Regions from separate parts of the Homo sapiens genome. Here region 1 is linked to region 2. The links are chromatin loops, found by intact Hi-C in ENCODE. Cell type or tissue: Caco-2. All regions are shown on one strand. Each heading gives the region's core, and the rest is flanking DNA. Links, peaks and the distances in the headings are about the cores only.

Region 1 (14,746 bases), core at 6,241-14,240, 230 kb after region 2:
AATTGTCACATCAGCTGGCTGGCTGTAAACTAACTGTGCAATAGAACTGAATGTATAATTATGCCACAGGAGGAAATCTACAGGAAATAAGATAATAGACTCCATTTTAATCAGAAGCCTGATAACCAGAAAGCTCAACTTCTATACTGTTTCCATGGAAAGGCAGATAAATATGAAAGAAATGTTATTTATTTTATAAATGACTTCCAGAATATTTTATAGGATTAACATGGTATAATTTAGCTTAAGTCATTCCGGGAAATTCTTTATAATTTTCTACAATAATAATGGGTATTTTAAATGGTTCAATTTAATGATTTTTAAAAGTACCTCTTCCAATAACTTCTTTCTTTGGTTATTGGTATTGCATGGATGAGAAATGTGTAGTTAATCAGAAAAGCATATTAACTGTAGTACTCCATTTCTTAATTGTCCTTGATACACATCATGAAAATGTATACAGTTGGCTCTACTAGCAAATGTGGAAAGTGGTGAAGCTGCTTAAAGGCTGTATTTCCCTTGAGCAAGTCACTTTTATATTCTGAATCTTATTCTCCTCGTCTTTATAATGCTCTGCATTTTGTTCACAAGACAGTTGTGGAATTAAAATGGGATAAGATAATATGAAAGTTCATGATAAGCCTCACAGTACTAAACATACCGAGGTAGCAGCATACTATGTTGATTCATCTTATTGTCATCAGCCACAGGCTGAGCCTTGGCCATGTGCTTGCTCTGGGAACTCGACAGTGGGAATCAGGGAGCTTGGGTTCCTGTTCTAGGGGTGCTGTCAACTAGCTGTGTGGACCTGGAGCCCCAGTTTTCTCCCTGGGTCTCAGGTTCCTCAGCAGAACAGGTATGGGACTAGTTGATGTCCAAGGCCTTTCTAGCACTAATATTCAATGCAGAGCCGTATAATCTGGGGTACTTCTCTTAGAAACTTCTAAAAATACAGAACTTTCTCTCTCACTACGAAATCTGACTGCAGTAGGACTGAATCAACTGCGTTGGCAAGGCTTTCCTCCAGCCCCGTAAGCTTCTGACTTCTTTGGGAACCCATATTGCCTCCAGTTTCTGGTGTCTGCTGCCACCTGCTGGTTAACTTCTATAAGAACAGCTAAAACCTAGGGAAATAGAACTGCTTTGCCTCACGTGCTTATAGAGTGATTAGGTCACACTGAGTCACCGATAGGCATCTACCACTGATGGGGACTCAGAGTACTTACACCAGGGATGAGACACATGTGTGCTGTGGGCTGTTGTGGAGGAAATAACTGCAGTCTATCAGTCTTGATATCTACCTCTGCTTTGAAAATTGCAAAGCTGTTGGCCAGCGTTCTAATCTGTTTTCTTCTGGGGTGTGTTTACTCTTCCAGCTCTCTGAGTCCTCCTCATCCTGTTCTTCTATCCATTCCATGGACACAAATTCCTCAGGGATGTCTTCCTTAATCAACCCCCTCTCCTCCCCTCCGTCCTGCAACAACAACCCCAAAATCCACAAGCGCTCTGTCTCGGTGACGTCCATTACCTCGACTGTGCTGCCTCCTGTTTACAACCAACAGAATGAAGACACCTGCATAATCCGCATCAGTGTGGAAGACAATAACGGCAACATGTACAAGAGCATCATGGTGAGGAGCAAGCCCTGACCCAGGAGCGGGTTTCCATTTAGATTGTGTGTCTGTGTCTGTCGGCCGCTCAGACTAATAGCCCTAAATATGCACACTCAATATTAGCATATACATATATGCATTCACACAGAAGGGATGTGTGTCAGTTCCAGGTCTCCCTGGGCATAGATGCTGAATGATATATGTATATAAAATATATATACATATATATGCACACACATGGTGTATATAGGATATAATTTTCACATCTTAAAGAAATGCTAAAACTTATTCGTTTAGGTCAGTATTAGCCATTTGAAAATTCTCAATTTGGGTGACAGTGTAAATGTGCTCCAGGGAGGATGACACAACCTCACACATTTTTGGAAGCCTTCCTATGGAATTATATGTCTGGTTTTATCATTGAATTTCCACACATTCTTAGCAGTGTACTCCCCTGATGGCAGATTTTTGTCATTTAGTCATTTGGATCAAACCTAGTTAATAAAGTGGATGATCAAGCTAGAAATACAGTTTGGGTTAATGAGGAACGATGCCTATAAAATGAGACTGACCTTTTTGAGCTTCTTGTAAAATCTGTGTGTTTCTGAGGACAATTGCAAAGATATTTTTAATAATGGCAGTCTTTTGGGAATACACACAGAGCCTCTCATGGCGATAACCTTGGGTATGTGAGGTCTGGTAGGTTTATCACAAGAATATAAACTCCTTAGTTTATGGGAGATAATCATGTATTGGAAATCACTTTATCCTTTGCAGCAAAATCCCACAGCTAATTCCACATCTCTCCTCATCTTTATCACTCGCCTCTTTGAAGGCACACTCAGTGCTTACAAGCTCAGGTCTGAATATGGCATAAGTGGTATGGAGGCTCCACATAAAAGCTTTGCTAAAGCATTTATTGAGTCAACAAAATATCAAACATTTATTGCGTTCTAGTCATTAGATCAGGCTTTGGGGATAGGGAGATGAGTGAGACATTTCTGCCTTTGAGGAACTTTTAATTAGAAAGGGAGCCCACAAAGCATTATTCACAATGTGCAAAATAATAGAGCCAAGATCAGGTGGTAAAGGGCCTTGTGGCCCACACAGAGGAGTGTGTTAATCCCGCAGGCAATAGGGTCTTGTTGAAGGCTTTTAAGTAGTGATGGGATTTGCTCATTAAGAAAGTCATGGCACTGTGTTTGCTGGAGTGTCGGGGTAGACTGGAGGCGGGGAAGCAAGTTAGGAAGCTGCTATCATGTTCCATGTAGGAGAGGATAAGGGCTTGAATGACGGTCATGTGGCTGGAGATGGTGAGGATTTTTGAAAGCTTTTGATGAGGTAGAATTGTAGAATCCATTCATTTAGTTACCAACTTTTTGGTTACTGTTGTGGAGGACTAGAGGCTGTCTGGGTAGTTGGTGGGTCTGTGAGATATGAACTACCAGAGGAGGATATTCAGGGACATTTAAATCAGAGGTACCAGTATGACATCAGATGGCATTGTCTGATAGATGGTCAGAAACATGGGCTGGTGCAAGGCTGGTGCTGAGATCAAATACTGGGAGTTGTCAAACCCCACAGGGGGGACGTGGTCTCGCGAGACTGAGTGTAGGATGAGGCAGAATGCAAGTGGTAATGAGGGAGGGGCTAATAAAGGAGCACCCGAGAGGTAGAGGAAACACAGGGAAGCCAAGGTCCTCCATGTGGTTACTGCCTGCTCAGCATGGTCTGTTCACCTGGCACCTCTTACCTGCACCAATCAGAGAGAATGTCCACTGCATAACTCTACAGTGTCTCTGAATTATAGCATGGATTTGTACACCAAACAGTTATGTTTTGGGACATGCCTGGTCAGCGTGCACTCTGCTCAGTCTGGGGGGAACTGTGAGTGGTTGGACTGCACAAACCTCTACTGCCCAGGAGGAGTCACAGGTTGTGCATGCTGTCTGAGTGTTGGGAGGGTAGTGAGCAGAAGATCCCCTGCCCCCTGCTCTGAGATTCCTCCTTCCCCAGCAAATGGGCTGCCTCTGTGAGAATCACCTCTCCTGCCAACCCCTTCCTGTGGCCCTTTATATTGCACCAGGTGGTGGCACTCACCTTTCATGAAAATCCTGCCAGCGCATGTCACAGGCTTATTCTGGAGAGACGACACACTGCTCTCGTGCTCTCATTCTAATCGTTAGGCCTCTCAGGAGAAACCTTGCTCACAGGACGTACCTTTCTGAAATGTATTATGCTGTGTGCTGTTGACCAGAAGATGGAAATAAATCAGTCCAGGTTCAGGCGAGACTAGCAGTTCTCAAACTTTTTGTTCTCAGGACCCCTTTATACTCTGAAACAGCATTGAATATTCCAAAGAGCTCCAGACTATGTGGGTTGTATCTGTTGATATTTACCACATTAGATATTTAAACTGAGAAACTTTCAAAATGTTGATTAATTCATTTAAAATAACAATAATGAACACATTGCATGTTAATGTAAATTTTATTTTTTAATGAAAAATATCTATTTTTTTCCAAAAATTATTGAGTGAGAAGTGTGGCATTGTTTTCCATTTCTGAAAGTCTGTTAAAATGTGAGTGAGACTGGCTTTGTTTTGTTTTGTTTTTGTTTTTACTGTGAGTACAGGGTACTGAAGAATACAGTGACAGCTAGTAGATTTGTAGTTAGAAACCACTGGACCGATTTGTGCTGTTGTGCCAGCAATTCCATCCACCATAGCTTCTGCAATACCTATGCAAATGTCAACACAAAGAAAAGACAAACAGCATCTTAGTATTATCATGAAAATAATTTTGATCTCATGGATCCCCTCACAGATTTCAGGGACCCCACGGGCCATAGATTGCACACTGAGAACTGGTGGCCTAGAGAACTTGCTTTGCAAGAGCAACTAATGTCCCTGGAATCCAAGGCCCTTCCATAGAAGAAGAGACAGCAATTAGCCCTTGTAAAATTACCTCCTCAGTGACCATGGAAAAATGTCTTCTACCACTGAACCCATCACTCTTTCGAAATGATCTTTCTCTCCATTGTGTCAATCACAGAGTCAGTCTCCCAAGATCCCTTACACAGGGAATGCAGTATTTCTGTCACAGGAAAGTCAATGAGGGCGACACCAAAGCATCGTTCAGTACCGCGCATTCAGTACAGCAGCCACTGGCCACGGGTGGCGATGGAGCATTTGAAATGGGAATACTCCAAATTGAGATGAGCTGAGGGTAAAATATATACCAGATTTTGAACACTTAGTACAAAAAAGTAAAATACTGCATTAACAATTTTTGTATTGATTATATATGCTGATGTAATATTTGGGGTGTTCAAGTTAAATATCACCTTTCAAAAACTTTTTTTTTTTTTGAGGCAGAGTCTTGCACTGTTGCCTGGGCTGGATTGCAATGGCACGATCTCAGCTCACTGCAACCTCTGCCTCCCTGGTTCAAGCGGTTCTCCTGCCTCAGCCTCCTGAGTAGCTGGGATTACAGGCACCCACGACCACGCCTGGCTAACTTTTTTGTATTTTTATTAGAGACGGGGTTTCACCATGTTGGCCAGGATGGTCTCAAGCTCCTGACCTCCTGATCCACCTGCCTCGGCCTCCCAAAGTTGGTGGGATTACAGGCATGAGCCACCTCACCCGTCCTAAAAACTTTTTAATTGTGGCTACTAGAAACTTAAAATGAAATATGTGGCTCACATTCGATACCTATGAGTGCTAATTCAGTCTATCAGCATAAGGATGCACGCTTGAGCTGTGAATACTCATTGTAATCATAAGTTTGATTCAGCATCGCTTTGATGGTACAAAGTAATAAACACGCAAGGGAAAGCCCTTGGTCATCTTGTCTTCATTGGGACATACCTGGGGAAGTTTAAGGAAAGGAGAATGAAGGTAGCCTGGCTGTCTCATATGACTTACCCACCTTAGCCTGACATGCATCCCCTGAAGGGAGGTCTTCTCCTTTAGCTTTCTGCTACTAGTCCAGTGTGACCCAGCTTTGGGAGTATTTTCTTCATACTATCAAAAACATATTTTCCTCATTTAGAATTTTGTGTGCACCTACTTTTCCCTTGTAAATGAATATGCCAGATGTTTTGGTAACAGACACGTGAACAAGATCTTTGCTGCTTACAAGGACCCCTTTGTAATGCACATTGTTTATGGAATCACAAACACCAGCTGCTGCCCCAGATCAGAGTGAGGCATCTTGGCACTGCCATCCTCAGGCACACAATGGCAGTTTCTGGGAGGAAATGAGACTTCTGTATGTGTCGAGGGGGGTCGTGGGGGGCTTTCTTTCTATAGTCCTCTTGCCCCCTGGTGAGAACAGCTTTTATTTTTAAGTAAGAATAATCTGAGTTTTCATTCACTTCTTTCAAACTTAAAGAAATCACCCAAGGTATGGTACATAATTTAGCTTTCTTTTCAGGTTGCTCTGCACACCCTGCAAATAGTTGGCTGGCAGGCAGTGAGGTGAAGGGAAGAACATCAGAATTGGGGACGAGGGAAACCTTTAACTTGTGCTTTTAAAACACTTACAAGCTGATGTTTATTGAAGCATAATTTGCATGTAGTTACATATGCAGATCTTAAATGTTTGATTCTTTGAGTTTTAATAACTATATATATCTATGAAACTACTACCCCAAATCTAGATAAAGAACATTTCCATCCTGCCTGCCAGATTCCCTGTGCCCTTTCCAATCAATCCCCTCCTAACCTAGAGGTTCATTTTCTAATGCCACAGATTTTGTTTTTCCTTTTTTTGAAAGAATAGACTCCACTGGTATGTAATCTTTTGTGTCCGGTTTCTTTTGCCTAAGATGATGTTTGTGAGATTCACCTGCATTGTTGCATGTGCCAGTTCTTAGTTCCCTTCAGTTGCTCAGTAGGATTCTATTATGAATATACTACGATTTATTCTCTTTTCCTGTTGATGGAGATTCAGATTGATTCAGTTTTTAGCTATTGTGAATAAATCTGCTATGAATGTTTGTGTACAAGTCCTTTTGTGGACGTATGTTTTTATTCCGCTTGGTAAATGCCTAGGAGTGGGACTGCTGAATCACAGGGTCACCTGTACTTTTTGAAATGGTCAATGGGCAGAACTGCGACCATTTTTATCCCGTGGGTTGTAACCAGTGCCATAGAAGCAGTTCAACATGGGAGGATAATTTTGGGCCAGGACTAATAATGCTTTGCATTTTTCACAATTCCCTCATATATATTCTTTCACGGGAACTTCAACCACTGTGGAGGAGATAGGCAAGGAAAGCGTTCTCTCCATTTTAATAGCGGATGACGCTGTGACTCAGAGATTAGGTGACTCGCCCATCATCTGTGGCTGCTAAGGGTAGAACCAGGACTAGAAACCAGGGATCCTGGCTCTTGGTCCAGTTCCAATTCCACGAGTCCGTTCTTTCTGGAAAGGCATCACAACACAAGACAGCAAGAATGAGAGGGTCAGGAGAACTCCCTCAGGAAACGTGAAGCTAAGTACTTTACAAACCTGTTCATTGTCTTTGCAGTTGACGAGCCAGGATAAAACCCCCGCTGTGATCCAGAGAGCCATGCTGAAGCACAATCTGGACTCAGACCCCGCCGAGGAGTACGAGCTGGTGCAGGTCATCTCGGAGGACAAAGGTGGGCATCCTTCCGAGACAGGCATGTTCCTTCCCAGGGCAGGTGGCTAGCACATGTCCACAGTGCTCCGCGTTTAGAAGGCAGAAAACGGATACGTATTGTTTTATTGGGACCTAGTGGTGGTTTTTGATAGTGCAAGGGTGAACAACCGTGCCATCACCTCACTTGTGGAATTAAGTATCTCAAACCGCTCTCCGATTCCCCAGCTCTTGTTTTTCCTGCGATTTTGATGAGTATTTCTTCTGCCCAGTCTTTCTGAGCTCTTCAAACACTTTTCTAGGAAGAAGTGTCTCCCTGTGCCAGGAGGCAGAGGGTAGGGGAGTCTGTTGGGCATTGCAGGTGGCCACACACCTCCTTTACCCAAGAATGTGTTTCTAAGTTGTGTGTGAATCTGAAATTTAGTGGTTCCTGTAATAATTTCTCATCATTTCAATTAATCATGTATGAAAGGTATTTTCTTTATTCATGATCAATTTTAAAATAACACAAACCTCTAACTTGAAGGTTATTTACCTCACATTTATTGAGGCAAAGAACTGGTAATCTATGAAAGGCTTCAATATGCCTGGGAACATATTATTTAAAGAAATCTCTTTTATGAAATACTTTTTGGGGGAAATAATCACCCTTGCATGTATCTGTCTGCTAATATGAATTTGGGGATTGTATTTGTTGAGAGAAGGAAACAGGCTGGTAGAAAACTCCTCTGTACCTTGTCACTTCACAGACAGTGACTGTCAGGATAGGTCTCTTCTCCAAGTGCAGAAGGAGCAGCAAATATTGTTGACCGAAGCCAACCCTTTCTGCCGCCAGACCCCAAACTGTCCATTGCAGCCACCTTAAGTAGTCCTCTGCTCACCAACAAGCAGTGTCCCCTATAAGTGAGAAGCATTCCACAAGCTAGGCTATGGGATCAGCATGTCACCCAGGGCTCTATTGCTGGTTTAGAGGAGAGTGGCTGAAATTAGAATACTACCTTCTCCTAGAGATTAAAAGCTACAGCCTCTGGGAAAATTCTTTTTCAGTTTCCTCTTGGAAGATTTCTCATTCATTCAGCTGAGCCTTAGGCTGTGGGGCAACACTTTCTCAGTTATAACCTTTTGATGTAATTATAATTATAATTCTAAGCCTAAAAGATGGTCTCAAGTTGTACCATTTTGCTTACAACACAGCACTAAGGTGAGGCTGGTGGGTCTAAAGGTCCAGGAGTCTCGAGGGGTAGCCAGGACCCAGTGTTGCCCACCAGCTGTGTGGTCCTAAATGCAAGCTGCTGGACCCCCGGGCCTTGGTCCTTAATTAGAGACAATACCCTGCTGGTTCCTCATATATCACAGGGCGATTCTGAAGATAACAAGAAATCGTGTACCTGAACATGGGGAGACACTAAGTGATATATAACTGTGAGGACTATTATTACTGACCTGTGAGTATGTGGGCAGCAGCATGGGACACTTTGAGGGGATTGTTCTCCGCTGAGCCTTTGTGCACAGAATGTACAGGAGTCACTTGGAACCTGCTCATATCAGTCTTGTTGTTGGATATCAATGTTTGAAGTTAACTTAAGACTCAATTTGTCCAGTTTTACAACCATATGCCTCTCTGGTTGCCTCCCCGACCCCACTACCACAGAGCTAGACTTGCACATTTTACCTTTTTTAATTCTGTTTGTTTTTTCAAATACTCATTACACTTGAGTGCTAAATACTGTATACCTTCTTGTGGCGATTACTCAAGGATCTAGAACCAGAAATGCCATTTGACCCAGCAATCCCATTACTGGGTGTATACCCAAAGGATTATAAATCATTCTGCTATAAAGACACATGCACACATATGTTTATTGCAGCACTATTCACAATAGCAAAACCTGGAACCAACGCAAATGCCCATCAATGATAGACTGGATAAAGAAAATGTGGCACATATACACCATGGAATACTATGCAGTGATAAAAAAGGATGAGTTCATGTCCTTTGCAGGGACATGGATGAAGCTGGAAACCATCATTCTCAGCAAACTAACACAGGAACAAAAAACCAAACACTGCATGTTCTCACTCATAAGTGGGAGTTGAACAATGAGAACATGAGAACACATGGACACAGGGAGGGGAATATCACACACCGGGGCCTGTTGGGGGGTGGAAGACTAGGGGAAGGATAGCATTAGGAGAAATACCTAATGTAGATGGCGGGTTGATGGGTGCAGCAAGCCACCGTGGCACATATATACCTGTGTAACAAACCTGCACGTTCTGCACATGTACCCCAGACCTTAAAGTATAGTAAAAATAAAATAAAAATTAAAAAACAAAAATAAAAGTGAGGCTGGGCATGGTGGCTCACGCCTGTAATCCCAGCACTTTGAGAGGCCGAGGCAGGTAGATCATCTGACGTCAGGAGTTCAAGACCAGCCTGGCCAACCTGGTGAAACCCGCCTCTACTAAAAATACAAAAAAATACAAAAAAAAAAAAAAAAATTAGCCGGGGGTGGTGGCACACGCCTGTAATCCCAGCTACTTGGGGGGCTGAGACAGGAGAATCACTTGACCCTGGGAGGCAGAGGTTGCAGTGAGCTGACATTGTGCCACTGCACTGCAGCCTGGGCAACAAGAGCAAAACTCCATCTCAAAAAATATAATAATAATAAATAAATAACTTAAATAAATAAAATAAAACTGAGTCAAAATAACTTTGCTTTGATGATTTCATATTACACTTGGAACAATCCTTGTTCAAAAATTACAGATGTCTAGTTGGGAATCATTGAAATTGAAAATAGTTTAAATATTAAAAGAAGGGGATATTTGCTGCAATATTTGCTGCTCCTTCTGCACTTGGAGAAGAGACCTATCCTGACAGTCACTGTCTGTGAAGTGACAAGGTACAGAGGAGTTTTCTACCAGCCTGTTTCCTTCTCTCAACAAATACAATACCCAAATTCATATTAGCAGACAGATACCCAGGAAGGGGAGCATCACACACTGGGGCCTGTCAGGGGGTTGGGGAAAAGGGGAGGGAGAGCATTAGGACAAATATCTAATGCATGCAGGACTTAAAACCTAGATGACAGATTGATAGGTGCAGCACATGTATACCTATGTAACAAACCTGAACATTCTGCACATGTATCCCAGAACTTAAAGTAAAATACTATAAAATAAAGATATGCACGTTCAGCACATGTATCCCAAAACTTAAAGTAAAATTTTTTTAAAAAAATATACATACTTTCCTACATGGGAAATAAAATACTCGTTTGACGGGATTACTTCAAAAAATATTTCAATATTTCAAGTAGAATTCTGGAGTGCTGTAGATTTTCTGTTTTTTCTATGTCATTGGATTCTCTTAGTCTTTGAGAAAATCTGCATACTGGGGTGGAAAATGGACTGCAGGAGAAACGAAACCCGAGTTCAAATCCCAGTTCTGCTATTCACTAGCTGCCATCTTGGGAATTTTCTTTAACTTTTCTTGGCCTCTGTTTCCTACTGTACTTTTTTTCTAGTTTTAACATTTTCTATTGGAACATTTAATTCATGGAGCGAATTTCTAAAATCTCATTTGTACTAATTTTTTAAATTGGGATTGAGAAGCTGGGGCCAATTTTTGGGGTAGTGATGGTGATCACTGTCTGGTTCAGGTCACATTCCAGAGATGAAGGGCCGTAGTCCCGTTCTTGTGTCTGGGCAAGGTTTACAGCTGCCGTTGTCAGTACTGAGCTGACCTCCACAAGCTGACCATCTTATCTTTCCTTATCTTTTTCAGAACTTGTGATTCCAGACTCAGCAAATGTCTTTTATGCCATGAACAGCCAAGTGAACTTTGACTTCATTTTGCGCAAAAAGAACTCCATGGAAGAACAAGTGAAACTGCGTAGCCGGACCAGCTTGACGTTGCCCAGGACAGCTAAACGGGGCTGCTGGAGTAACAGACACAGCAAAATCACCCTCTGAAGGGAGGGACCAGTGGCCCCTTGTTTGCCAAAGGCAGAGTGGGGCTGAGAAACAGGCTGCGGTGATTGCAATTACCATCCGGTGTTCGAGGATCATTGGTGAAGTCAGCAGATATTTATTGAGTTCCTGTGGTGTGCAAAGCATTATGATAGGCACCGTGGGGAAACTGGAAATGAATTTGACATGAAAAGGATGAACGATTCACTGATTCTCTTTGACTCATTTGAGACTAAAATGCAGAATTACCAACATTTAAAACATATATATGCACATGTATTTGGTATGCATGTGTATCTATATAAAAATATATAAGAGGGACTTTATGGGATAGTATGGACTATGGAAAAACAAATTTGCACAATGGCCTGGGAAGTTGAGGTCACTTTTTACAGGGAAATAGAAGAAACTGAGAACCTAGTCTCGTATATTCTGAGTAAATGGAATCAGTCCTGGGAATAGAGAGTGTCCTTTGTGCCAGTATTACAAGAAGCCCAAACTTTATTTTTATAAAGGGAGAGGATGACTTTCTCAATCAAGTGCCACCAGATAAAAACAACTGCAGAGGCTGGAACTGCCACAGGCTGTATGAAAGGCCACTTTGGAAAGGGTTTGGATGAGCTGGTGGCCTTCAACCTCTGCCTGCATCTGCCACTTTCTGCTACCCTAGGGAGGCCAGGAGGAGCTTCGGAGGACCATCGCCCCACTGGTCTAGCCATCATGACACCTCTGGAGGTGTCAAGCTCCTGAAACAAGCTCATTTCAGTTTCTGGCAACCCCGTGTATTTCCGTTTTCCCCCTAAAGAACATATCATAATCATTGCACAAATAACCATGTTCTTTGGTAATGAAGCCAGAAAAGAAAGCGCAAAAGAATGGTGACTCATTTGGACTCTTATCTGTCTTGGAATGTCACTGCTTCATTGCCTTCTCTGATTGCCTTTTGCATGTAAAACTATGTGTCTGGAGTCTTTTGCCATCTGGATCTTAGTACCTCTTTATTATGTGCAATTTATTCCTCAGGTGTGGAAATTTCTACTGCAATTGACTACGTTTGATTATTTTGAGCTTGTGAAAGATTTCTGAACAGTGATTGTCCCGTTAATAGCCCCTCAGAAGATGTTCCCTGCTGATAACAGCATCCTATTTTACTTACTTTTATAGCATTACTGTGCCTAGTCGTGGGGAAAGAGATGGGGCTGTATAGATTATCTGAATCATTTGTCTAAGAGGTACATTCTTCCAGATGGAATCAATAACTTTTTTTTTTCCAGGTTCCCGTGCTTGCTATCACAGTATCATTGTTAAGTGACACTTTTGTCTCTCATAACACCATCACACTCTTCCTTCCAAGTCTGAGCTGTGCTGGGGTTTGAACTAAAAGCCATATGTGGAATATTGACATGTGTAAGAAGCACTTTCAGAATGTTGTCCTTTTTAAGAAATGATTCTCAAAATACCAGTTTTTATTCCAAAAATTTAGAGAACAAACCCGGAATATGAAGTGCAGATTGTAACATGGAGCTATTTTTTTTTCTTAATCCCATAATACAGCTCCTAAAAGTTGTGTGGGATTTGCGTTGCATAAATAGCCATGTGAATTCCACAAGAAGCACCAGGGAAAGTTTAGAGATTTGCGGCAATGGACCGAAGAACGGGCCAGGAAGTCCTCCAATTTCCTTTGGTCTTTCCAGGAGATTGGACTACACATTGTAAAGACTGACTGGGTTTCAACTAGTCAAAAAGCACTTTCTTCTGTTTTCAATCCCTGTTCGATTTGTGCTTCTGTGCTTGTAGGAGAGATGGCCAGGGTGGCAGCCCTCATGCAGGTTGAAGTATATGTAGCCTCAGCCTGATATTCTTGGTGCGAAGGTAAAAAAAAAAAAATAAATAAAACCATTGGCCTGGTTGAGGGCGTGACCACCAAGACATATATGTTGTGCCCGTGTTCATCCTGTGTATTTATACTGTATATGTAGAGTCTAGATTTATATACTGCAATGTAAAATATATATATATTTACCTTTTTTAAAGACAATGGAAATTCCAAGTAGCTAAAACTTAGCTTCATTTATTTAATGCCACTTTAAATGTCTTAAATTTGTTTCCTGGTGGACAGCCGGGTAATGCTTTTAGCTGCTCGCATGCTTGTCTTTCTGCATCTCCATCATCTGTTTACCTTTTGGTTAAACTAATAAACTAGTTTGGGACTTGGCTGGCATGTGCTGCCAGACCCAAAGGGATTGTATCTGGATTATTAACCAGGTGGGTTTTGGGTTCCAGTGTGTCAGTAAGCTTTTGGGAAGCCCGCTGAATTGGTTGGAGGAGCACAGGGAAAGCCAGTGGCAGAGTTAGGTGGGATCCTCCCCACTGGCAAGTGTCACAAGCCTTTGGGGGAAAGAATGACTTCCTTAGGAGACTGCAGTCAGAGATGATGCCGTTGCTAGATTGCTGTTCTTAGGGATGGAGTCTCACTCTGTCGCCCAGACTGGAGTGCAGTGGTGCGATCTCAGCTCACTGCAATCTCCGCTGCACCAGTTCAAGCAATTCTGCCTCAGTCTCCTGAGTAGCTGGTATTACGGGCGTGAGCCACCACACCCAGCTGATTTTTGTATTTTTAGTAGAGGTGGGGTTTCACCATGTTGGTCATGCTGGTCTTGAGCTCCTGACCTCAGATGATCTGCCCACCTCAGCGTCCCAAAGTGCTGGGATTACAGGCATGAACCACCGCACCCGGCATGGGGACACTTAATAATCCAACTTAGAGTGAGGGTCCAAGTTAGCATTTTGTCACCTTTCTGAGAGCCTTTCCCCGCATTTTGTGATGGATACCACCTGCATAATTCTTGAAACCGCCCATGGTGCCTTGGAAGCCAGGGGGACCTCCATGGAGGGAGGAAAGGCATTCCCGAAAGAATTACACTTGAAATCCTTTTAAACTGATCCATGCAGTTTCCCCAAAGGCATTACGTCTGAGGCCAGCTTCACTGGACAGATGCACAGTATTGTCATTTATCATACTGTTAAAAAGTTCCCAGGATTATTTTCTAGTAGATTTCTAAATGGATCCAAATTATCAAATGTTCTGTGCCCTTGTGGAATTTTTAGAGGAAGCCAAGTAGAAATTTTAATAATAGGAAATTGATAATATGGGGTAGGGCAGAAAAAAAAGGGAATTTTGTCTTTGGTACTTGTTTTTTCAAGATCATTCTAAAAGCCTGTTTCCCTTGTTTTGCCTTTTTCTAGAAACTGGGCCTGGGGACAGTCTGCCTGAAGGAATAATGTCTTAAACTTGTCTTCTTTGGAACGTTTGTAAATTCTCCCTGCAGCGCAGGATCATTAGGAGGCATACAATACTGCTTTACGTGTCCTGATTTCAGGGGGACTGAGGAGGTTCCTGACTCAAACCTCTTTTTCTTCAGATGCCTACATTTCCACTAGGCAAAGTTATTTCCATTGCATTTTGCATTGCTTTTCCCCCTAGACATCTCTCTTAAAATTAAATACCTTTGGAAGGGATGTGTTAG
Region 2 (15,307 bases), core at 4,869-12,868:
AGCACGTTAGCATATTTGAAGTTTATGACATCAAGTAGTGACTCAAGTTATTTTAATGGAAAGCAAGTCATGTTAAGATCACTTCTTGAACAACTTATGCTTTTGTCATTGACATGATATGCCTAATTGAGGTTTATGTTGTATATATCCTGATTGGGGTTCACTGAGATTTTTGGATTTGTAGATTAAAGTATAAATTAAATTTTGGAACTTTAAAAAATAAAAATAAAAAATAAAAATAAAAATTGTTAGTGCTTTAACCAGCAAACATTATTTTTTAAGGATTATTCTATTTAGGTTTTTGAATGTAGGGATTTGCCTCATAATGAAAAATCTGCATTTCATCATAAAAACTGAATAAAATGAACATGACTTGGTTATTTGCCATAGATGCGGATTCTTTTAATATTGGATGCTCAGTTTGTATAGAAAACATTTGGATTGGAGCCCCTCTTTGGGCCATTGCCAACTAGAGGTTAACATACTAATATATCAGAGATAGGAGTGATGGATTTCTACTTCTGGGTGAGTGTTACGCTATCACATGCCCTGAAGTGATAGCTCTATCATGTTGCAATTGTGAGTTAAGGAGGAAGGAAAGAGATCTATGAAAAAATAAGCTGTTCCTTTGTTTCCTGGCTTGTTCCAAAAAGGATTGCAATAAAAAAGAGTTTCATATTATTGGTTTATGTAATTGATAAGAGCCCAGTAATTGAGGAACAAAAAAGTTGTTAAGTTTATGCAAACGAATAATACAAAAGGGATTTTCCCATAATTCTATCTTTAGGAGAGTAATTAATTGGATAATAGTTAAAGAAGATAGTAATGTTGAGAGAATGAATAGGTATATAAACCTCAATTATATCTTAAACATTAGTAAGCCATATTTTTACATAGAATTCAGTTTAATTGGAGGACCTGAGAAATTTGTTGACACTGGAAACTTGTGCATTTTTGATTTATAAACCTGAAATATGCATAACTAATGTTAATTTAATAATGTTGAATTTTAATAGCCTTAAAGTCAAGCATTAAGAAAAATGCTCAGATCATACAATTTTATGAAAAATAGACTATTCAACTCTTAATGATTCAACATAAAGGGCCACTTCAGTGAATGTTCAAAATGTATTATCACTTCTGTGGTGATCTAATCTTATTTATTGAATCTGGTAACATATATTTATGTATATATGAATATGAGAATCTTAATATATATTTTAATATATATATTATTACATTATTCTGTGTAATATACTTTTTGAGTTCTTAATATCTTATATTTTCTATAAAGTCATATATGTGGCAGATACATATATGGAGATATTTCAGATTATTGTATTGCAAGCTGAGGAATGTAGTATCTTCAGAACTTGCCACTTGCTAGGGACGAGGTTGGAATGAGAAAGTGTATTGGCCTCATGGCCATTCCTAAGTCTTGGGGCCGAAGGCTGGAGGTTGGCCCTAGTGAACAAATTACTTGGAGGATCCAGAAGTGGCTAGTGCACAGGAGACAGTGCAATCCATTCCCAATGGGGAGCAGTGGGTCATGACTGGATGAACCATATACATCATCAGTTCTGAAAATGAGGCTGATTAAAGGGCATTCAGGAGCAGGGTGAATGAAGCTTCTCTGGGGAAGGAGAGAAGGTCCAGGCCTTTGTAAACAGGATTGAGTTTTCTAGGTTGCCCAGTCCCAGGTTGACTTTGGCTGGAATTAAAAGTCATGGTTCAGGTAGTTCACCTTTTATAGTTTCGTGCTTATTAACATAAATTTACTTTTATTTTGAATACATTTTGCTATAATTAGTTAAAACAATTATAGTAACAAGATGCTTAACTCTCACTCTATAAACAATAGCATTATGAAGGGAATATGGAACAAACAACAATCTATTTATGAAGAACAGATCAGTGGTTGCAGCTAGGGTGGGAGCAGTGACTATAAAGGGGTAGCAACAGGAAGTTTCTTGGGGTCATGGAACTGTTCTGGATCCTGATAGCGGTGGTGTTTACACACATCTATATGCATTAAAATTCATAGAATCATCTGCCCCAAAAGTCCATTTAACTATACGATAATTGTTTTTAAAAAGCAAAAAATGCTAGCAGGGAGATAAAAAAAATTTTTTTTTTTTTTTGAGATGGAGTCTCGCTCTGTCACCCAGGCTGGAGTGCAGTGGCACGATCTCAGCTCACTGCAACCTCTGCCTCCGAGGTTCAAGCAATTCTTCTGCCCCAGCCTACTGAGTAGCTGGGACTGCAGGCGTGTGCCACCACACCCGGCTAATTTTTTGTGTTTTTAGTAGAGACGGGATTTCACTGTGTTAGCCAGGATGGTCTCAGTCTCCTGACCTTGTGATCTGCCCACCTCGGCCTCCCAAAGTGCTGGGATTACAGGCATGAGCCACCGTGCCCAGCCAGAAATGTTTAATATATCAAATATACACAACAGAACAAAGTAAATCCTAACAGTCCTAGAAGGCTATAGGAAAGCCAGAGTCCTAAAAGTATGCCATTTGCCTGTTTCTGAATGTCTTAGGTTGGTGGAAGGCACATTTTACCTGGAAGCTGAAAATGATTTGGTCCCCTAGTTCTTCTTTTATCTTGCTTTCAAAAATAGACCTGTCTTCCTTCCTTTCTTCTTTCCTCCCTCTCTTCTCTTTCTTTCGATCATTCCTCCCCTCCTTACTCTCTTTCTTTCTTAAGTTCATGCTATCTGACATGGTGAAGTGGCATTCTAGATTACTTTTTTTTTTTTTGGTCACAAGTGCCTACTGGTGGAAGGGACATGAAGGGAGGATGAGAAGCTGGTCTAGCTCTGCTCCAATCCTGAGGGTGGACAGTTGAGCCAGAATAAAACCAAAAGTGAAGCCTCACTGCTTACCAGAATACACTTGTGTAGTGCCTACACTACCTGTAGGCCTTCCTGTTTCAGGCAGTAAAGTGTTGTTCTGGAGCTGAGCACCTGCTTTGAGTTAGAATTGAGACAGGCACCAGAAGTTGGATGCAGTCCAGACTGATCAGAGGACCCTTGGAATAGACTTTAAGTTGACCTTGACCCTTTAGTCTTCTTTGGATTGGACTTCCCAGGATTACTCTGTCCCTTTGAAAAAATATATTTGTGTCTTGGGCCTGAACCAAATTTTAATCAGTCTCCTAGAAATTGTGAAGGGCTGCTATGGCATGGCACAACATGGCCTGTTTTCTCAATATTGTCTCTTTAACTTCTCATTTACTTGGCAACCTGATTTCTGATTTTCTGAATGGGTGTTGCTGTGGACATTTGCCCAGAAAACAGCTCTGAGTGAGGGACTATCAGAGAGAATTTTATGTCTCTTGGGAAGGGAAAGGTTAACTTTTATTTCCAAGAGGACTGGCTGCATGAGTTCTTGGATGCAGCAGTCCCCAGGAGAGTGCGGTGTGTTGAGCTGTGGCTAGTGTGTGTAGTTCCACACAGGCAGGAGTGGGCTGTGCAGAGCTACTTGTTTACAACAGCTTCCTGAATCTGCTAATGCCAGACTGAGTGAATGAAAGATTAGTTTGAAGTTCTTGACCCATATTCTTTACATTAAACATTGATGACCATTTTTTCTTTCAGTCCTTCCTCTATGTTATTCTGGATTTGAAATCTCTAGCTATGAGATAATATTAACTGAAATTCTTGACATTTGCCAACCCTAGTCACAACCCTTGCTATAGATCATTTCAACATAAAGCATTTGTCTTTTAGCTTGTCTGAAAATATACTGCAGTATGTTGCTGGTGGTAATGGATTTCTTGGAGTTGAACCATTGGGTAGAGGATTTGTGATTGGAGTTTACCATCTGATTTATATGTTCTATGGTCATGATAACTCAGATTTGCAGATCTGGGTACTACTGGGACTGTGGGGCTATTGTGCCTGACTTAATTGCATATTTAAATGTAAGGCTAGAAGTAAAGCTGAAAAAGCAGATGGATTTGGAAAATGAGATTGTCCTGTTTTGAGGTCATATGGAAAGCCAAGAAATTGCTGGAGCAGCTCTGACAGGGATTTCAGGAAAACAGGCTGGTAATATTTCCACTTCTCTCAGCTTGCAGTCTGGCTGAAAATGTAGTAAGATCAGCCTTTTCCAAAGGTCTTGGTATTTCTGCAGCTGTTTTCAGAAAGCCTTGAAAGTGAAAAGCAAAGGAGTCCACAGAATCTCAAGTATCCATGCTCCAATCACTAAAGCTCTTGGATGATCTAAGTGGAAAAGAGCTGAAGCCATGTAAGTGAAGGTGTGTATGACACAGTTCATGTGTGGAGTCTGCTCTTTCAGATATGACATCATGTCTGTGGCCCCCAAAAGCTTCCAGGAAAGCATCGGCTTGACAGCGAGGATGCCAAAAAGTCCTTGATAGGAGCTCTGCACATTATATTTCCACCTTCTATTATTTTAGATTCTTTTTTGTTCCATTCACCTAAGTCAGCTGGGCCATCTGCCTAAGCCAGCCAACATCTCACATTTTCTAATTGGTCTAGTTAGTCCAGGGTTAATATGTCACTTACTATCACTAATGAGAGACTGTACTTGCTAGACTCGTAAAGCATTTTTAATGAATGCTTCCAGTATTATGATTCCTGTTCTACAGAAAAAGAAACCAGGTTTCAGAGAATTTATGTGATTTGTACAAATTATTTGAACAGATTAGTGGATCATGAGGGCTATGGAATGTATATTTTATACTGTCAGCCACCAACTTTCAAGTGGTTGAAGCTCTCCACATATGTAATGTGTTTAAAAGGAAGTTTAAAATAATAGAAATGACTAGATTGTGTCAGTGATTTTTAAATATTCTGCAAATGAAACTTAAGTAAAAGTTCAATATGTTAAAGCTACAAGTTCTATTTTAGCATGAATTTATTTCACAAGTTCAGGTTTCTAATAACTACTTATCTTCAAATTAACCAGTAACATTAACGAAGCTATTTATGAACACAAGTATTTGAAATCTAGATTTGTAGATGTGAGTTGGAGCCTTAATATCTAATATATTTTAAAGTTTTGTTCGGTTGTCCCCCACTGAAAAAAAAAACTGATTTACAGATAAATTCTTGAAAATAGGTATAATTTTCTTAAAAGCTAAGCCTACTGAAAATATTATTCAATCTGATTGAATCAGACACTTGAGAAATTATTAACAGGTAGTTTTGGACCCACTTTGAATCACTATCTAACTATACCTGAAAATATTCATTTTTCCTCTTCTCTCCTAAGCCCAGTCCAATTACCATCCTCTGAAACAGCATTTGTCAAGGTCCCTAGACCTCTGTGTAGCCAAATCTGTCCATAAATTCTCAGTTCTCACTTCATGGGACCCATCATCAGCATTTGACACTCTTGATCACTCCACTTACTCTCCAAGGCTCGCGCTCTCCTGGCTTTCTTCCCATCTCAAAGGCCACTTCTCAGCTTCCTTTCTGTGCCCCCGTCATTGTCCTGACTATCTCAAACTCCCTATCAGTCCTTTTCAACCATGGTTTCTCATCTGAACCAAGGACACAAAAAATGATTCCAGAGAATATTTTCTCAACTTTTTCCAAGGAAAATAACTAGTTCTAGGTGCATAGGAAGGAAGTTAATCCATCACATACAATGGGTGCCTTAGGGCTTTGTCTTAATGTTTCTTCACATAACCTCAGTTGACAAAGGTTGCCAGCCTCAATCCACAAACATTAGGCATCTGATGCATTTTCATGACCTTAACTCCATCTATATATTGACAACTCCCAAATTTATATCTCCAGCCCAGGCCTCTATCTGAACACAAGATAATGTTCTCTCCAATTTGATGCAACCTCTTGTAAATATCTGACATCTCAAACTTCTCATGTTCAAAAACAAAACCCGATCTTTCCCCCAAAAACTGTTCCACTCAGAGTTGTCATCTCTCAGGCCCCAAATTTTAGTCATCCCTGAACTTCTGGTCTTTCTCTCACATCTTTCATCCAATCCTTTGGCAAATCCTACTGTACCTATGTTTCAAATACATCCAGAATCTGACCAATTCTTGCCACCTTTACTTCTACCACCCTGACCTAAGCCACATCATTCTCTAGAGCTTGAACTATTCTAGTTGCCTCCTAATTGGCCTCCCTGCTTTCATTGTTGGACCTCTACAGTCTATTTCAAACACAGCAGCCAAATTGATCCAGTCCTTTGCTCAAAATTCTCCAGTAGCTCCCAATTACAATATGTATGGTAAAAGCTGGAAACCTTACAATGGCCTACGTGATCTGTAGTGCCTCTTTCCTGACTGCTGCAGTCTTTTTGCTGTTCTTACAATACATTGAGCAACTTCCACCCAGGGCACTTTCCCCTGCTCCCGCCCCAAACCCCCATGGCTTACTGCTCATTTCTTTCAAGTCTTTGCTTAGATGATACCTTATCAGTGAGGCCTTTCCCTCCCAACCTTTTAAAAATTGTAACGGCCCTAATCACTCACTATCCCCATTCCATTGCTTATTTCTCCCTATTGTGTTTATTATTTTCTAATATTTTACATGGTTTGCTTATTTATTTTTATTGTCTTCCTTTTCTACTAGTGTGCAGTTTCCTCAAGGGCAGAGATTTTGTCCATCTTGTCCACTACTATATGCCAAGTGTTTGGAACAGTTTGCACGGAGGAATGGTTCCTGAATGAATTGAATGCATGGTGAGCGTTTAATTTGAAATTTGAAATGTGATTAATGGAATTTTAATCATTTTAAATTCTCCTTGTATTGCACAAAATGCTTCTTAAATGCACGTTGTAACATCATGAGATAGTCAATCCAGATACCTCAGTGCCCACTCCTGCTAAATATTTACTCAAAGGTTAAAAACTGTCATTGGTTTTGTATGCTGAGGCCAAATTTGAATTTTTAGTTGCGTGCTGGTACTTCATCTGCAGATGTAGGTATCATGCATTTCAACCCTACATTGCTAGGTTAATCTAATTGAGTATATTGAAAATATCAGTAGGATTCCAAGTATCTCAGTTCTCTCCCTTCCCCACTGTACTCTGTGTGAGTTGTAGCGGGGCTGGTCCCTGCAGGTTGCATTTCTCTTGGTTGGGCATCTTTCTGTCTGTGTTGACCTAATTGCAGGCAGTAATGCATGATGAGAAGCAGCTTGGAGAAGCCAGGGTATTTTCCCCTCCTTGTCTGCTGCTGTCAGCTTCCTGCCATGGCCACAGCTTCTGTCAAATGATTCCATCCTAGTGTGTGAGCCAGCTCACACCAGTTCATGAGGGACAATTTTGTTTATTTTTTTCAACTCCACGTTTATGTTTTTCCAACTCCATCAATATCACATTGATGACTTAAAATAGGCCAAATCCTGGCTTTCCACTGACAGAGAACCAATTTGTTAAACATTGACCAGCACACCCTGGTGGGCTCAGCCCTTGCGTTCTGTAACACCCCTTTTTCCTTTTCTCTCTGGTCTAGGAGTGGTAGTGGCTTCCAACTGTTGCTAGTCCCTGGCTTATTCACTCTTCCCTGTTTAGGACTCAATTCCTTGGTCACCTTTGTAAAGAATTTCCTGCATTAATTCTCTTCCCTTTTAGAAACAGGAAATGATTTCTGTTTTCCTATACTTTGATACAATGCCTAAAATAGAACAACCATGCTATGTTTGAGTGAACTTGAGAGAACCTTTAGCAGCAATACAAAACAAAAATCTTTGTCTCATCTGAAATATTTGCACCAGTGCCTTGCCTTGGAACACATAAAAATACTTTGATACAAAAAGTAAATTTCTGATCTCATTGCCAAAATTATTACACATTATTTTGAAATGCTACAACTTAAAGACAGCACTCTAATATAGTTAACACTTAACATGACATTATCCAATATAGTTTTAAGAGATGCTGCCATTTTGTTACCTCCTAATACTTGTTTCTGAAGCTTATAGGAACTACTTGAATACTTTTTTTCAATTGCTTTTCTTATAAGTCATTTTCAGTTGCTTTCCTATGGCTTACTCATCATTTGTAGACTTGGTCACGTTGTGAATGAGTTACTTCATGGTATGTTCAAAGTCATTTAAATATCTCCCTCTGTTTTGATGTATGTATTGAGTGTTTTTCAAGGCTATAAACTCCCTTAGGTTTGGCCACAGGAACAAAGTGTACAAAAATGGAGAATAGGAAGAACTATAACATCCATACTCTCATTTAGTTGAATTATAAAGATTTTAGCTGTCTTATTCATCACATATGTTGGATGCCCAGTCTTGGGTGCTGTGAGCTGTGATATCTGACAATGGTACCAATATTTCAGAGGCAGGGAAGCCTGGTCATTTAACACATTCACTGTGGGGTCAGTAGCTCAGGAGGTAATAGGGTTCACCCAGTGTGTTTCCTTCACATGTGTTGATGTAACTTACCCTGAACAATGTTTTTAAATTCATTTTTACCATTTAAATACTACTGGTCCAGACTGAGTAAGCATCCTTGAAACTATATTGTAGTCCCATCTACAGTCCTACATCAAGGCTTGTTCCAAAATTGCTCCAGGTCGTAGACTTGGACTTTAACTCCATCTTTATCTCTATGCCCACCTTACAGAGTCCTCTAAGGAATGTTCTAGAGAGCCCATCTTTCTGTATAATCAGTCTATTTAGAGTGGAGCAAGTGATGAAATTTAATGTGAAAGATTCCTTGATTTTCATATTATCCTATTGTCTGAAGATTCTGATCAATCTAATAAATATGCAGGTTAGGCCTAGTCTGGTTTTCTTTATCCAGGATCCCTTCTATCCCCAGCTAGAGCCACTAGATCACTAAATCAATCGTATGTGCAGGCTGCCTCTGATTTATTTCCCTCGCTGCTGCTGGCCTGCCCCTGCCTTTTAGCCCTGATTGGAATGTTTCAATGTTTGCTTTGTTCTAATACTCTGTCCCTTGTACTCTCTTTTAAATAACCAGCCTCTGACTGTCTTGGTTCTTGTTTACCCACCTTTTCATCAGCCCCTTCCTCATTCTTCAAGCCCAAATTCCAGCTTGAAGTCTGGGTTCTACAATCTGTTGACAGACTTCCTCGAAGCTTATGATCTGCATTCCTGACCTTCCTAGGAGTGTCTACCTCACAATTTTCTGATGTTATGTTGTGCAATGACACCTCATTTTGTTTGTTTTTGCTGTTGCTGACTGGACCATTGTATATCAGATGTGGTGTTTTGCCTGCCAGACCAAGCCTTCCCGTATTGCATGGGAGTATACTAGTGGCTGTGACCAGACTGATTTTAAGTTCTAATCCCTCTTCCCACTCCTACCCTCAACCTGCTCAGACCTGACAAAGTAATAGGGAATTGCCCACCCATTTAAGTCCCATAAAAAGCCATACTGCACCACTAGCCACTTCAATTATGATGAGTGGTTTTATGGGAAGAAAGGAATTGTAGGCTGATGATAGTAGCTTTGTTGAGTTGGTAGCACTGGATCCAGTCTCTGAGGGAAACATAATGGTTGGATTTCAACTTTGTAGTATTATTCCAGGAGCATCTGTATAGTATCATAAATATGGGATCTCACATGACGTCTTCCTGTGTCTCAGAAAAATGGACAGAAAGCAGGTTTCAATAATCTTTTTTTTTTTTTTAATTTGACTTTAAGTTCTGGGATACATGTGCAGAATGTGCAGTTTTGTTACATAGGTATACGTGTTCCATGGTGGTTTGCTGCATCTATCAACCTGTCATCTAGGTTTGTTTTTTTTTTTTGGCAGAGTCTCACTCTGTCACCCATGCTGGAGTGCAGTGGTGTGATCTCGGCTCACTGCAACCTCTGCCTCCCGGGTTCAAGTGATTCTCCTGCCTCAGCCTCCTGAGTTGCTGGGATTACAGGTGCACACCACCACACTTGGCTAATTTTTGTATTTTTAGAAGAGACGGGGTTTCACCATGTTGGTCAGACTGGTCTTGAACTCCTGACCTTGTGATCCGCCCACCTCGGCCTTCCAAAGTGCTGGGATTACAGGCTTGAGCCACCGTGCCTGGCCTGTCATCTAGGTTTTAAGCCCCACATACATTAGATATTTGTCCTAATGCTCTCCCTTTCCTTCCCCCTGAGCCCCTGACAGGCCCCGGTGTGTGATGTTCCGCTCCCTGTGTCCATGTGTTTTCATTGATCAACTCCCACTTATGAGTGAGAACATGTGGTGTTTCGTTTTCTGTTCCTATGTTAGTTTGCTGAGAATGATGGCTTCCAGCTTCATCCATGTCCCTGCAAAGGACATGAATTCATTCTTTTTTATGGCTGCAAGATTAAAGAATCTTTTGCAACAGATGGGGAAATTGAGATTTAGATTGATCAATTGTTGCCCTTGAGATCACACACAGATTTGTTGATAGGATAGATCCTAGGTTTTGGTTTTGGGGAATAACAATCCACTGTCCCAGGGACTTCCAACCATTTGATGAAAGAATGGTTTTTAGTTCTCTGAAGCCTTAAGGTAATTTAATTTCAGAGCTGGTCTGGAACTGACCTTGGAGATTGCCTGGTTATTAGTCTAAACCCTCATTTTCAAGGTACTGATGACAGAGAATAGGAGGTGTGTTCCATTTCCCTACCCCGGATTGTATGACTGATGGGAATGGAGAGGTAGAGTAGGACAGAGGTGTATGGTCTATCAAGAAAGGCTTGAAGTCCTCTCTCAATCTTTTGTGCAACCAGTTTTATTAAATGGATGGAATTCAATGGGAAGTGAAATAGGGAACAACCTCTACCCAAAATCCCACCCCACCCTCCACTGCCTTCAATAATGTTAGGCTCTTAATTTTTCCATTTTTCTTTTTTAAAATAATATTTTATTGGCCGGGTGCAGTGGCTCATGCCTGTAATCCCAGCAGTTTGGGAGGCCAAGACAGGCAGATCACAAGGTCAGGAGTTCGAGACTAGCCTGGCCAATGTGGTGAAACCCCATCTCCACTAAAAATAGAAAAATTAGCCGGGCATAGTGGCAGCCACCTGTAATCCCAGCTACTCGGGAGGCTGAGGCAAGAGAATTGCTTGAACCTGGGAGGCAGAGGATGCAGTGAGCTGAGATTGCACCATTGCACTCCAGCCTGGGTGACAGACCAAGACTCCATCTCGAAAAAAATAAAATAAAATAATATTTTATTGTTTTTTGCATAATGTCTTTATTTTGCAGAAAATGCTTTCTGCTTATTGTCTTTGGCTACTTTGTCAAAACTCTAGGTATGTCAACTCTAGCTATGATACCTGACACAAAAGAAGCCTGAACATTACTTGAAAGCAACAAGGAAGAGAATGAAAGTTTGTTTTTTATCTCACTAAAGTAGGACCATTGTTTACAAATTCTGGTATGCCAAAGTCATCTATATGCTATATGAGAAACAAACAAGAAGTTTCTGGACCCTAGTGAACAGTTTTTTTTTTCTGTGAGTCATGGTGAATTACGCCCAACTGCATTGCTTCCAGCCTTGAATTCACCTAGATGACTCAGGACAACACTGCCACTGCAGATTACCAGCAAAGTGGGAGGTGGTGATGGGACTTTTTGATAAATAGTAGAATATGTATTCCTTCTTCTATTTTAAAATGAAGTTAATAAGGCTTTATTTCCTTCCTTTGACCCATGCGACTGCCATTTTATACCTAGTAGATCCATCAGATGAACGCTGGTTGCAAAGTCATTGCATATTTCAAGACATAGGTCTTGATTCACATGGAAGGTGGTGACATGGCTGTCTATGAGGCTACCAGTAAGGTTGGGCTGAGGCATTGTACTGGCTGTCAGGCGTGTCTGTGTCTGTGACAGTCCCTTCATACAGTGGGGATCCTAGAGCTAGTAGATGGATTGGTGTTATGACTCATGGGGCACATACTGATGTGGGCAGGCATTCGAGGCTGGACCAACTGACAGGGGATTGGAGCATGGATAAACACACAGATGAATTGTCAGAATTGTAAGGCTCTTGTATCGGTTTGAACCCTGAAAGCGCACCAACGAACAACACAAGGCGGTGTGGAGCAACACGCTGTTTTAATGTGTGCCTGGGTGCAGACGGGCTGAGGCTTAAAAGGGCATCAGCACCAAATGCGGACAGGGTAGCAGTTTTATAGTCTCCTGTAAACAGGAAGTATCTCAGTCTGATGTAACTGCTATGCAGTACCTGGACAGCAGTACCTCTCTCGGTCTTCAGGGGGTACATGTCTTCCGGCCAGTTCTCTTCCTGCTTCTGCCATCTTGCTGACAAACACTGTTGGCACAAGTGGTCTTGTGCCTTGGGACTAGGCCTCAGAAGTGAGGAGTTATTCACCACCACCTCCCCCCGCCGGCTTCCAGGCCCTGGGGAAAGTCTTTCATTCTTGTCTATTTGGTTATAGAAAAAGGGAAAAGCGACGACTTTCTCAATAACTACTTCAAGCGTGACATAGGGGGTGGTGTGGCCACCTTGGAAACAAAAACTTAATTTTGGGGGTATTTTTGAGAGATGGGTTGGTATTCATCATGTCGTTGCAGCAGGAGCATCGTCTGGATTGTCTGGTGGTTAACTATGGTTTCAACAAGACTTTTATTAGCTTTTATTATTAGTGGGATAATACAGGGGAGAAACAGGAGGAGCCCAGTGATGAAGATTACTGTCCCTACCAGCATTTTAAATCCTCTTAAATTAGAGAACCACCCTCCTAGAATGTTTGTTGGGTCCCATCCCTTCCAGGTTTGGACTGGTACATGGGCTACTTTTCTGATGTTTGAAGCGATTTATAGTACTGTTTTTCCATTATCGTCTATGTTAAGACAACAATTGGAGATATTAAACTTACCACAAACCTCACCTTCTGAAGTTGTTTGGAACTACCCACCTGGAGAAAGTACAGACAAAGACTAGAAGATAGTGGAGCTGTTTATCGGGTGGGATGTGAGTGAAGTCTACTTGCCAATCTTGCCCAGGTACCTGTCTCTGGGCTTGGTGGGTAGGAAAAGGCAGTGGCTGGAGGGAGCCCTGGGGTGACACTGAGTGGCAGATAGAGCAGGACTGGGTGATTTCTTGAACACAGCTGGAAAGGTGAGGACAAGTGAGAATAGGGCGGAGAAGTTGTAAGAGAGGTTTGGAACTGACATGGAAAAGTTGTGGAGACTTTGGGGGATAGGGATTGTTTGAGAGTGAGGAAGAACGAAGCGCCCTTCCTTGACCTACCATGGTCCTTGCTTTTGAAGGTTTTGGGCTCAGAAGTCCTCCTTTTCTTCCGAGGATTAAAGAGGAGAGAACAAGGACAGGGACAAAAACTGGCCTTGCACAGGTTGTAGGTGTACTTGTTTGGCTACCTAATCTGCTAGTGCATTTCCAGCTGCTATAGGATCGTATGGAGTTTGGTGGCCTCTGCAATGAATGATGGCAACTTTCTGTGGGAGCCTGGCAGCTTGAAGGAGTTTGTTGATGAGAGAGCCATGTATGACAGGAGTGTTTTTTGCAGTTAGGAAACGCTGTTCTTTCCAGATGGAAGAGTGTGAGTGCACTATGTGGAATGCATAATGAGAATTTGAATATATGTTGATCTGTTGTCTGGCTGCTAGAGTGAGAGCTTGAGTGAGGGCAATGAGTTCAGCTTTTTGGGAGGTGGTTCTTAGAGGGAGCATATTGGCTTCAATAGTGTGTGGGGGGTGACACTATAAAATAGCCAGCATGTTGGTGTCCTTGATGTAGGAAGGAGCTGCCATCTACAAACCAAGTAAAGGAGGCATCTGGAAGGTGTTGGTCTGTTAGGTTTGGAAAATGTATAAGAAATGTTTGAACAGTGTTCACACAGGAGTGCGTAGGGTCTTGGGTGGTTGTAGCTTCAGGTAAGAGTGTAGCCAGGTTTAGACAGGAGCTGGTTAGCATGGTGATGTGGGGAGTTTCTATGAATAGAGCATAGAGTTGGAGGAGCTGTTGGGCAGAGATGAGACTTAGTACACTGCAGTGAGCTAGCATGTCTTTGATGTTATGGGTTGAATAAACTGTTAGGTTGGCATGAAGAGATAGTTTTAAGCTTTCAAGGGTGAGGATAGCAGCTGCCGCCAATGCTTGGAGGCAGGCAGGCCATCCAAGAACTGTGGCTTCAAGCTGTTTAGGCAACAACCTGGAAGGTGGGTCCCTTAGACTGGGTTAGAACACTTATTGCAACTCCACATCATTCATTGGTGTAGAAGGAGAAAGGTTTGGTGAGGTCTAGGTCTGGGAGAGTGAGGACGGGGGCTGAGGCGAGAGCCTTCTGGAGTAGACGGAAAGGTTAGGTAATAGGCAGTGCAGGGTTTAAAGGCTCATGGAGAGGGCCTTTAGTGGCTTGGTATAACGGTTTGGTGAGTAGAGTGAAGGAGGGAACTCAGAGCCTAAAATATCCTGCTAGTCCTAGAAAAGAGATAATTTCTTGCTTAGTTTGTGGAGGTGGGAGGGACTGGAGGAGGGATATGCCATCGGTTGTGAGCCCTCGGGTTTGCGGGGTAAGAGCTAGGCCTAGATAGGTGACTGGGGGGGTGCTTATTTGTGCTTTCTTAGGGGAGACCTGATGCCCCCATTCTGCCAAGAAGTTTAAAAGAGAGATGGTATGGACATTGCAGTCTCTTTGAGAGGGTCTACATAGGTGTAGATCATCAACATACTGAAGGAGAGTGGATGGTTTTAGGGATAAGGTACAGAGGTCACGAGCCAGGGCCTGCCCAAAAAGGTGGGGGCTGTCTCTGAAACCTTGAGTTAGTATGCACCAGGTAAGCTGATGTGAAAGGTGGGTGTCGGGGTTTTCCCATGTAAAGACAAAGAGGTTTTGGGAATCAGGGTGTAAAGGAATTGTGAAAACAGCATCCTGTAGGTCTAGAACAGAAAAACAGGTGGTGTTGGAGGGAATTGCAGAAAGTAAAGTATATGGTTTAGGAACTACTGGACATACTAGGGGTATGGCTTGGTTAATGAGCCTGAGGTCCTGGACTAAGCAATAAGTTCCATCTGGCTTTTTGACAGGTAGAATTGATGTGTTAAAAGGGGAGTCTGTTGGGCAGAGTAGGTGACTGACAAGGAGGTGAGAAATGATAGGCTTTAGGCCTATGAGAGCTGCTTGGGGGATGGGATACTGCTTCTGTGATAGGAACTGGGTGGGGACTTTAAGAGTAACGTGGACAGGGGTGTGGTGTTTTGTGATTGAGGGTGTGGAAGTATCCCAAACAGTGGGGTTAACTATGGATGGGGGATAAGGAAAGGTTGCATGTTTTAAGGTGGGAGGTTGGAGGAGTAGAAGAAAGTTAGAAGCCCCAGAGGGGTCTGGGTTGATGCGTTGGGTACTATGGGGAATGTGG

Evidence for each region. A loop is a pair of places that touch in the nucleus more often than their neighbours do. Peaks named below come from ENCODE experiments on the same cell type or tissue, not always from the same donor. Only the 100,000 strongest peaks of a DNase experiment are listed, where the experiment ranks them.
Region 1: it touches region 2 in a loop (9-fold over the local background); 2 of 110 quality-filtered maps call a loop at or near these places.

The regions. Positions count from the first base shown.
Region 1 is chr1:183,915,071-183,929,816 of GRCh38, forward strand. RGL1 (ral guanine nucleotide dissociation stimulator like 1) reads left to right here. Exons shown (of 18, transcript NM_001297671.3): 16 at 1,377-1,631; 17 at 7,152-7,266; 18 at 11,035-13,462. The coding sequence ends at 11,222. It also overlaps a transcript of COLGALT2 not described here. Among named protein-coding and RNA genes, the nearest start is that of COLGALT2, 120 kb to the right of the region's middle. RefSeq lists an enhancer at 975-1,164 and a silencer at 3,716-3,905. In Caco-2, for the core only: no CTCF peak of the experiment used is centred there; a DNase peak (open chromatin) is centred at 11,011.
Region 2 is chr1:183,690,832-183,706,138 of GRCh38, forward strand. It overlaps a transcript of RGL1 not described here. Among named protein-coding and RNA genes, the nearest start is that of APOBEC4, 45 kb to the left of the region's middle. In Caco-2, for the core only: no CTCF peak of the experiment used is centred there; DNase peaks (open chromatin) are centred at 6,340 and 9,030.